2 separate regions of the Homo sapiens genome follow, and region 2 is linked to region 1. A link is a loop called in an ENCODE intact Hi-C map of the cell type or tissue named here. Cell type or tissue: B cell. All regions are shown on one strand.

Region 1 (5,000 bases):
CACAGATAAGCAGGATTCTACTGCACACAAAATGAAAAGACCAAAAGATTTCATTTAAAAGTTAACATCAGAACTCATTTCTTAATAAATATTCAAAAACTTTGAAAGTAACTTGATAAAAGTGTTAAACTAGAAAAATCCATCGCCAAAGCCCATTTGGCATCCTCATGAGATGTTGTCTTCCTAACCCTTCTGAGTTGTTCTGTTGTCATCCCCAGGGAAACGCCAAGGGGCCCAGCTGGTTGCTGTTTGTTCAGATGAGGCAGGCTCAGGTGCATGGTTGAAGGGCTGCTTCCCCAGCAGACAAGTAGGAGCAGAATGTCAGGAATTTTTTAAACCAGAGGTTGCTTACGGTATTAATGAAGTCTTACTCTATCTTAGTCTTTTTAACTTCCTGATCTCATCATTTTATTTATATTTTAGGAAGGCCTAGACATAAATATTAAGGAAGAAAATAATTTTAAAGAATAAAGTAGGCTGGGTGCAGTGGCTCATGCCTGTAATCTCAGCACTCTGGGAGGCCGAGGCGAGCAGATCACCTGAGGTTGGGAGTTCGAGACCAGCCTGACCAACATGGAGAAACCCCGTCTCTACTAAAAATGCCAAAAAAATTAGCCAGGCATGGTGGCGCATGCCTGTAATCCCAGCTACTCAGGAGGCTGAGGCAGAAGAATCGCTTGAACCTGGGAGGCAGAGGTTGCAGTGAGCCGAGATCATACCATTGCACCCCAGCCTGGGCAACAAGAGTGAAACTCCGTCTCAAAAAAAAAAAAGAATAGGGGGAAGGGATAGCATTAGGAGATATACCTAATGTAAACGATGAGTTAATGGGTGCAGCATACAAACATGGCACATGTATACAGATGTAACAAACCTGCACGTTGTGCACATGTACCCTAGAACTTAAAGTATAAAAATAAAAAAAAAGGATAAAGTATCCCACTTGACCCAAAGATATTCATTCCACGCATGGAAATTAAGCAGAGAGGGTACAATTATTAAATAATCAATGTCGCTCCTTTCTTGGACATAAGCTTAACAAGAAAAGGATAGGTTATTATATATAAAGACATAAAAGAAACATAAAAGACAACTTGAATAACCAGAAAGACATGACCATATCTTTGAATGGAAAAACTATGTATTGCAAAAATTTCTTTAAAACAATTTCTATCAAATTCTTAATAAAATATTTTGGTGGGGCAATTTGAGACTCATTTTATCCTTTTACCTGGCAGATTATATTTCTAGAACTCTTTCTGATGGAAGTCATTAGGAATCCAATAATTATATAAGATGTTCCTCTCATTATTTTAACAGTAAAAAGTTGCAAATAACCTATCTAGCTAATGATGGGATTAGTTGTTATTTAACAACCATTAAAACATGTGGTCTTGACGGTGTGTAAAAACGGCAATAAATAACATTAAGTAAGTAAAAACATCTGAATGGAAAACAAAACACAAACTGGCCAAAATGTGGGTTTTTTAAAAGGCTTTTAAACAAATATTAAAAAGAAAATACACCAAAAAGTTAATGTTATCTCTTATTTAGAATTAATTTGACTTTTTCTGTTACAAACAGAAAAAAATATATTTGTGAACGATATCCTGGCACACAGTTCAATCATTAGTCATGCTAAGGTGGAAAAAATGGATACAGAAAGACATAATCAGTAGGATCCCAATTATATAAAAAGATACACATATTTTTTTAAAATACATGAAAGAAACACTAAAATATGACCATCTTGGGTAGTGAGGTTATGAGGTGATTTTTATTGTCCTTTATATAAAAGAAAATATTTTGTTATGTATGTTCTGAATTTTCTACAGTAAGCACACAAAACATGAGTACACATAATAAGAAAGGAAAAAAACGTGCTTTTTAACACTGAGTGGGGGGAAGAACCCTTAGAAAACTTCAAAATAGTTTGTTCTTGTTTAGCGTAATTTACTCACTCAGGTCAGAAACTTGGAATCATCGTTGAGACCCAACCTGTCACTCAAATCCTATATCTAATCCGTAAAGTCCTGAATTTTCACCTGCTAAATATACTTTTGATTCGTCCACTTCTCTCCCATACGCTAGGTCACATCGCTCATCTACAGCAGTAGCCTTCTGAGTGGTTTCTCACAATTCCTGCCCTCCTATAATCCAGTCGTCACCAGCAGTTACAGTGATCCTTTCAAAATGTACATCAGATCTTGTCATTCTGCTGCTCTTATGATAAAGCCCCAACTTTGTGTCACGGTGTTCCACACTCTACGATCTGGTCCCTGCCTCTCCTCTTCTGCTACCGCCGCAATGGCCTTCTCTAAGCTCAAGTCACCAACCTTTCTCCCCGATTCTGCCCTATCGGACAGGTAGTTCCCTCTCTCCTTTCATCTCCGCCTGACGCACTCCTCCCTCCCTTCAACTCCATTTGGAGTCCATTTACTACAGCGCCCAGAACCCCGGCACTACGGCTCTTTTTAGTCTGAGGACTAGCTCCTTTTTGGGCCCAATCACAACTCTGAAGAATCCTGCGCCTATCCGCTGCATGTCTCCTCACTAAACTATTTCTTGAGGGGACAGCCTGACTCTATCATTCTCGTGCTGCATTCCCAGGGGCTGGCCTCGTTGCCGCTTGAGAAATACCAACCGCAGCCGTTGTCCCAAAGACACTACTAAAACTGCCCGGACCCTCCCGCTCCCGAGCCTGCCCGTTAGAGCGCAAGGAAAACTCACCATCCGGCCCCCAGTGCGTCTCGGAAGAGCTCCCGCTCCGAAACAAAGCTCACAACTTCCGGAAGCGATGGCCAATCCCCGTCTTCTTCGAGCCAGTTTCCGGATAGGCCGGCTCGGGGTGGCCATCTGTTTCCGGGTCCTGGTAGGAGGGGTGCTTCCGCCCATGGTCCCGCCCATTCTTCCGCCTCCCCAACCTGGGTCCCGTCAACGGACGCGAAGGAGAACAGGGGCTGTATATCACTTCCGGCGAAGGAAATGGAAGAATCTATGGGCTGGGACCGGAAGCTGGGGTCTGGTTTTGAGTCTCGGCTTTGTCTTAACCTGTGTTGGGCGTTGCACCGGGCGACCTCAGTTTCTTCCTGTACAAGGAAAAGTACTGACCAAAATGAGTTCTACATACATTTCCGCTGCTGGAGATTTCTTTGGTTTTTGAGACAGAGTCTTGCTCTGTTACTCAGGCTGGAGTGCTGTGGTGCAATCTCGGCTCACTGCAACCTCCGCGTCCCGGTTCAAGCCATTCTCCTGCCTCAGCCTCCCGAGCAGCTGGGACTACAGGCACCCGCCACCACGCCCCGCTAATTTTTTGTATTTTTAGTAGAGACGGGGTTTCACCGTGTTAGCTAGGATGGTCTGGATCACCTGACCTCGTGATCCACCCGCCTTGGCCTCCCAAGGAGCTGGGATTAGTTCTTTTTCTGGGCCATGTCTCCTGTGACACTTTGGACTTTTGAGTTTAATGCTGGAACAAGTTAAAATTTTGGTAGGTGATTGGGAAGGCATGATTATGTTTTGCAATGTCAGAAGGACATGAGATTTGGGGGTCCAGGGATGGATTGAATATATGTCCCTGCCAAATCTCATGTTGAATTGTCCCCATTTTTGGAGGTGGGACCTGATGGGAGGTGTTTGGGTCATGGAAGTGGATCTCTCATGGCTTGGTGTCTTTGCAATAGTGAGTGAGTGCCAGGAAGATGTGGTTATTTAGAAGTGTGTGGCACCCTCCAACACAGTCTCTTGGTCCAGTTCTCACCATGTGATGTGCCTGCTCTCTCTTCTCCTTCTGCCAATAGTAAAAGCTCCCTGGGGCCTCCTCAGAGGCCAAACAGATGGTGGTACTATGCTTCCTGTACAGCCTGCAGAAACATGAGCCAATTTAACCTCGTTTCTATATAAATTACCCAGTCTCAGGTATTTCTTTGTGGCAATGCAACAGCCTAATTGCAGGGGGCAGGGGCAGGGGGAAGAGGTGGGGAGGCATGACACACTGGGCTAAAACATGAAGAACATTCGGCCAGGTGCGGTGGCTCACGCCTGTAATCCCAACACTTTGGGAGGCCGAGGCAGGCAGATCACCTGAAGTCGGGAGTTCGAGACCAGCTTGACCAACGTGGAGAAACCCCGTCTCTACTAAAAAATAAAAAATTAGCCAGGCATGGTGGCTCATGCCTGTAATGCCAGCTACTCAAGAGACTGAGGCAGGAGAATCACGTGATCTGGGGAGGCAGAGGTTGCCATGAGCTGAGATCGCGCCATTGCACTCCAGCCTGGGCAACAAGAGTGAAACTCCCTCTCAAAAAAAAATAAATAAATAAAAATTAAAATTAAAAAAAATATATATATATATATATACATATATATATGAAGGACATTCTATTTCTGGGAGACACTGGAACAGGGCCCTGGCTGGTCTGGTTAGTCTCTCTCTATCACAGGATGCTACATTCCCAGCACATTCTACAGTTATCCTAGAGAACCACAAGTGAGAAAGGAGAGAGAACTAAATTGGTCCAAGGCCACCTGGAGAACTGTCCTGCAGTCTATGCCCTTAACCCAGATTATACCCTTTAGCAAAGCTAGTCCGTTTCATATGCCCACCAACCTCCTAGTATCTGGAGGCGGAAGTTTGTCTTATCAGATCGATGTAACACCTTCACAGACACAATGTCAGTACAACATTGTTGAGCCATAGCCAGAATACATTTTACTAGGCCCAGGAGGACTACATCACAAACAGGTTGATCAGGTCTGTCTGGAGCATCAACCTAGTCCAGGATCCAGTGATCCAGGTAAGAACATAATAGGTCAAAGGTGCCAGCCCACCAAGATCTTATTAGTTGTCATGATGTTTTGCCACCTTAGGCCAATTAAGTCTACCTCCCTCCCATGTGGCAGATGTTAGATCCTCACTCAGTAAGCCAGGGCTCAGGTTCTGTTGATATTCACTGTGCCACTATAATACTGGTAGAGTTTACTACTGGCAGGACGAGAAG
Region 2 (5,000 bases), 520 kb before region 1:
CCTCCGCTTCCAACCATCATTGAGCCTTGTCATCTCTACCTCCAAAATACAGCTGGAGTGGCTTCACTTCTCTCTGTCACCCCTAATGTACGCCCCAGCTCTCCCGGGGCCGCTGCAGTAGCCTCCCTCCTGTCTTCCTGCTTCTGCTGCCATCCATGCTTCACACAGCAGCTAGGTGCACAGTGCACTTCAGATGTAAATAGGATTATGTGGGCCCACGTAAAAGCCTCATGGGTGACATTCCTTATCTATGGCCTTCCAGGTCCTGGGTGATCTGGCACCCGCTGACCTCTCCCATTTCCCTCCCTTGACTTTCTCCTCTCACTGTCATCCGTGCTCTCCTCCTTCCTGGTCCTCAAACACTCCAAGCTTGGTTCCATTTCAGAGCCTTCCTACAGGTTGTTCCCTGCCCTGCAGACCTGCTCTTCTCTGTCCCCATCAGGTGGGCCTCTCTCTCTTTGAGCCTCAGCTTTAATGCTGGCTCCTTAGGGAGGCCTCCTCTGCCCAAACCCCTGTTTGTACCCCCTTTTGTGTTTACATAGCTCTTTGTTTGTTTACATGTTTCTTGCCAGTGTTTCTTCACTAGCTCATGAGCTCCACGAGGGCAGGCAGCTTGCCTCTGTTGCTCACCACTGTATCAGCATCACCTAGGATGGTGCTTAGCACATACTGGAAACTCAGTAAATACTCAGATGAATGAATGGTGTCTGGAATTGTAGAAAGGGGTGTTTTGGAGGAGGTACCTCCCTGAGAAGGAAGAGCAAATATTGGCCAGGCAGAGAGGGGTGTTCACTCCAGGAATTAGGAAGCAGTGGGACCTGATGGTCACATTCTGATCTCTGCCCACTCTCCAATTATAGGTGAGAGTCTGGTTCCAGAACCGCAGGGTCAAGTATCAGAAGCAGCAAAAGCTGAGGGCAGCAGTTACATCTGCCGAGGCTGCCTCCCTGGATGAGCCTTCCAGCAGCTCCATCGCCAGTATCCAGAGTGATGATGCCGAGTCAGGAGTGGACGGCTGAAGACTGGGACAGAGGCCCTAGCCAGGCTGCCTGGACTAGTTCCTCCTGGGGGTACCCACTGGAGCTCCCTGCCTCACACCTCAACGAAAAGCCTCCTCAACCAGAAGAATCTGAGCTGTCAAGCAGGGACCCCCTTTTCTATACTGATTCCTGGAAACTGGAATAATGTAATGATTGGAGGCACAGACTCTGGCCTTCAGCTATGTCCTTGGCCAACCTATGGAACTTCCGAGCCTTTTTTCTTTATCTGTATAATGGGTGCATTCATAACTTAGATCACCCAGGGGTGAGAAGATGTCTGTAAAGCAATAATGTGCCATGCACAGTGCAAAGTGTGTGGTTACTGTTAAGGCTTGTAGGCCCCTGAGTAGAGAAGACCAACTGGAAAAAAAAAAGTTTTTTTCTTCTGCTGTCACCCCACAACAATCAACACAGAACACTTCTGTGACCAAACGTATAGGGGTGTACCCCACATTCCAACCTCCAGTTCAGCAAATTCTGACATGATCTACCTGCAGGTAGTGTCTGACCCCACAGATTCAGGGCTCATTCCACATGGCAGCCCCTCCTTTCTTTTTTTTTTGAGACAGACTGCAGTGGCGCGATCTTGGCTCACCGCCACCTCCGCCTCCCGGGTTCAAGCGATTCTCCTGCCTCAGCCTCCCGAGCAGCTGGGACTATAGGCGCATGCCACCATGCCTGGCTAATTTTTATATTTTTAGTAGAGACGGGGTTTCATCATATGGTCAGGCTGGTCTTGAACTGCTGACCTTGTGATCCACCCACCTCGGCCTCCCAAAGTGCTGGGATTACATGTGTGAGCCACCACCCGGCCCAACCCTGCCCTTTTTGTTTTTTATGGAGTCTTAAGGTCTACCAGTCATCAGTCAACTCATTAGCATATGAAAAGACATCACTTCAGAGATTCTAGGGATTTTAGGAGTTCTATGCCAGGAAATCGAGATGAAGACCAAATATATATTTCATAATATCACAGCTCCCCTCACCTGGGGGAGTAATACCTGTACCAGCAATTAATATTTTCCTGGCCTGGCTGTGGAGAAGGAACCTCTTTGAATAAGCATCTGGGCATAGAAGACTCTTCACCATCAGAAGGAGTTGAGAGCAAAGAAGAGAAGGTAGACTGTTTAGCCCACTTCACAAAGTTTCCCAACGTTTTCTTGTTTTGTCTGAACTGTTACCATTCTCAGAAGAAGCTCAGGCCCAGCAGCAAAGACAAGGACTCGCTCTGTCACCCAGACTGGAGTGCAGTGGTGCAATCATAGCTCACGGCAGCCTCAACCTCCTGGGCTCTAGTGATCCTCCCACCTTAGCCTCCTAAGCAGCTGGGACTACAGGCGCGTGACACCACGCCTGGCTAATTTTTAACATTTTTTGTAGAGACAACGTCCACTTGTTGCCCAGGCTGGTCTTGAATTCCAGGCTTCAAGTGGTTCTCCTGCCTTGGCCTCCCAAAGCCCCATCTTTTTATAGAATAATTTGTGTATGCCAAGGCTGGCATTTTGTCATAAACTCTGCTGTGTTTTCACAGGACAGTTATAATTTCCCCCTTTCATGACTCTGACTCATGGCTCCTTTTTCTTCTCAAGAATGTGCTCGATTTCTCTGAAAGAAGCCTGCTGCCAGGATTTGCAGAGCTGATTTCTGTAGCACAGACCATTCAGATTCTAGAATGGCTCTTGGGGACTGAGCTGAGGGATGGAAGGAAGCCTGCCCTGCCACCTGGTGGTGAGTGAGGGCACGGCCCCCAGCTGCTCTCGGGTAGGTTTGCCCCCAAGTACGTGGACTATTCGCTCCCTGACACCGGGCTGCAGGCTTGAGGGGACCCAGGGTCGGTTTCAAGAGCCTCTTCTCTGGCCCTGCCAACTATCTATCTCCCCCAAGTCCGTGGACTATTCGCTCCTTGACACCAGGTTGCAAGCTTGAGGAGAGGCAGGGTCAGTTTCAAGAACCTTTCTCTGTCCCTGCCAACTATCTATCTATCTATAATTATTTGATAGATAATTGTGGCTTGATCACGGCTCATTGCAGTCTAGACCTCCCCAGGTTCAGGTGATCCTCCCACGCATCACCACGCCCGGCAAATTTTTCTATTTTTTGGAGAGACAAGGTCTCACTACGTTGCCCAGTCTGTTCTTGAGCCCGGGAGCTGGAGGCTGCCGTGAGCCGAGATCGCCCCATGCCAGTATGGGCGACAAAGCGAGACCCTGTCTCAAACAAAACTCACAAAATCAGGGGACAAGGAAACAAAACAAGGCTTGATAGTCAGGCCTAGCTGTGGGGACAAATGCCATAGGTCTGTGGTTTGCAGCTTCTTGGGGTCCTGAGAGAACAGGCCCCTCCCCCTTTTCACGACAGTGTGTGCATATGCACACTCACTTCTGTATCCAGTTTCAGAGGTTCTCAGATCTGAGGTCCCCTATGGACTCCTCCGCTACCCCCGGTTGCAAGGTCCCTAAGCCATTGAAGAATCTGACAGAGGCACAAGTCCACCCTGACCTTTGGCAGGACTGTTCTGCTGCCAGAGGGATTACCGAGAAAGGAAATCTTGTCCTGGACTCTTCAAGTGGGGTGAGTGAGCTCCGGGGTATAAGCTAGTCCTTCCCTTCAGGCTGAGAGCTAGACAGGATAGGAGTAAGTTGGCCTTCTGCTGTCCCACTCTAGGGCTGGGTCCAAAGAGCGCTTTACTCAGTGAAGACAGGCCACTGTGTGGACAGAGACAACATACATAGAAACATGCATCGGAGGCCGGGCGAGGTGGCTCACGCCTGTAATCCCAACACTTTAGGAGGTCGAGGCGGGCGGATCACTTGAGGTCAGGAGTTCGAGACCAGCCTGGCCAACATGGTGAAACCCCTAAAAATACAAAAATTAGCTGGGCTTAGTGGCGCACGCCTGTACGCCCAGCTACTCGGGAGGCTGAGGCAGGAGAATGAATCACTTGAACCTGGGAGGCAGAGGTTGCACTGAGCCGAGATCGCGCCACTGCACACCAGCCTGGGCGACAGAGTGAGACTATCTCAAAAAAAAAAAACCACAACAAAACATGCAACGGACTCAAAGATACACACATCAAAACTGTACGCGCACACAGACTCTGATACAGAGGTACAGACACAAAAAGGCACCGATGTAAAAGCACAAAGGCAGGCCCAGTTACACTCCCGTCAACAAACCACGGAACCTAAATTCAGACTTGGTGGAGCCCAAAACCTCGCAGCCTCAGGGGCACTCTCGCCGGGGGCGGGACCAGAAGGGGGTGTGGCCTCTCAGGTCGAGGCGGGGTTAAGGGTCATAAGGCGGAGGCGCGCCCAAGATGGCGGCCTCCATGTGCGACGTGTTCTCCTTCTGCGTGGGCGTGGCGGGCCGCGCGCGGGTCTCCGTGGAAGTCCGTTTCGTGAGCAGCGCCAAGGTGAGGTCGGGGCGGGTCCTGCCGGGAGCCTCTCCCCAGTCCGGCCATGGAGACAGCCCGGCCGGACTCCATGCCCGGAGCCCAGAGGCTTCTGTGCCGCTCGGACGCTACGGCCCTGCCCCTGCTCGCGGCCCGGGGGCTCCCAGTCTGTCCCTGCGCGCAGGCTCGTGGCGCGGTCACGCGATAGACCCGGGCCTCCGGAGTCTCCGTGCGCATTTCCTCCCAGCGGAATTCGGCCAGCCCGCGGGAGGCCCTTCTGTGGCTGCTCGGGGCGGGGCTAGGGGGCTTTGCTGCTGTATCCCTGGAACGGTGGGCGGGGATGTGCCGGGCAGAGAGAACTGAGGTGTAAAAGAGGGAGTCCTCACGAACTTCATGTGTGAGATTTGGGTGAGGGGATGAGGAGAGAGGCCAAGATCCTTCACGAGGGTCCTTGGAGTGCTGAGGAATTTGGACCAGAGTCCAAAGGCCGTGGGGGCATTGGGAGAGTTTTTAGCAGGAAGGTGACGTGATTTTGTCGTTTTTATTGTGTTCCAAAAGTTCATTGTAGA

What was found. A loop is a pair of places that touch in the nucleus more often than their neighbours do. Peaks named below come from ENCODE experiments on the same cell type or tissue, not always from the same donor. Only the 100,000 strongest peaks of a DNase experiment are listed, where the experiment ranks them.
Region 2: a loop joins it to region 1, with 12 times the contacts of the local background. A loop is called at or near these places in 3 of 110 quality-filtered maps.

Annotation. Positions count from the first base shown.
Region 1 is chr2:73,734,572-73,739,571 of GRCh38, forward strand. It overlaps TPRKB (TP53RK binding protein), which reads right to left and starts at 2,774. Exons shown (of 5, transcript NM_016058.5): 1 at 2,731-2,774; 2 at 1-20. RefSeq lists enhancers at 3,036-3,115, 3,156-3,215. In B cell, no CTCF peak of the experiment used is centred here; a DNase peak (open chromatin) is centred at 2,950; H3K4me3 peaks cover 1,802 bases; H3K27ac peaks cover 1,591 bases.
Region 2 is chr2:73,209,911-73,214,910 of GRCh38, forward strand. It overlaps NOTO (notochord homeobox), which reads left to right. Exons shown (of 3, transcript NM_001134462.2): 3 at 861-2,603. The coding sequence ends at 1,019. SMYD5 (SMYD family member 5) reads left to right here and starts at 4,335. Exons shown (of 13, transcript NM_006062.3): 1 at 4,335-4,452. The coding sequence starts at 4,357. RefSeq lists a silencer at 2,799-2,868 and enhancers at 4,191-4,485, 4,273-4,512. In B cell, CTCF peaks have their summits at 2,773 (motif pointing left) and 2,976; DNase peaks (open chromatin) are centred at 2,771 and 4,311; H3K4me3 peaks cover 1,811 bases; H3K27ac peaks cover 1,191 bases.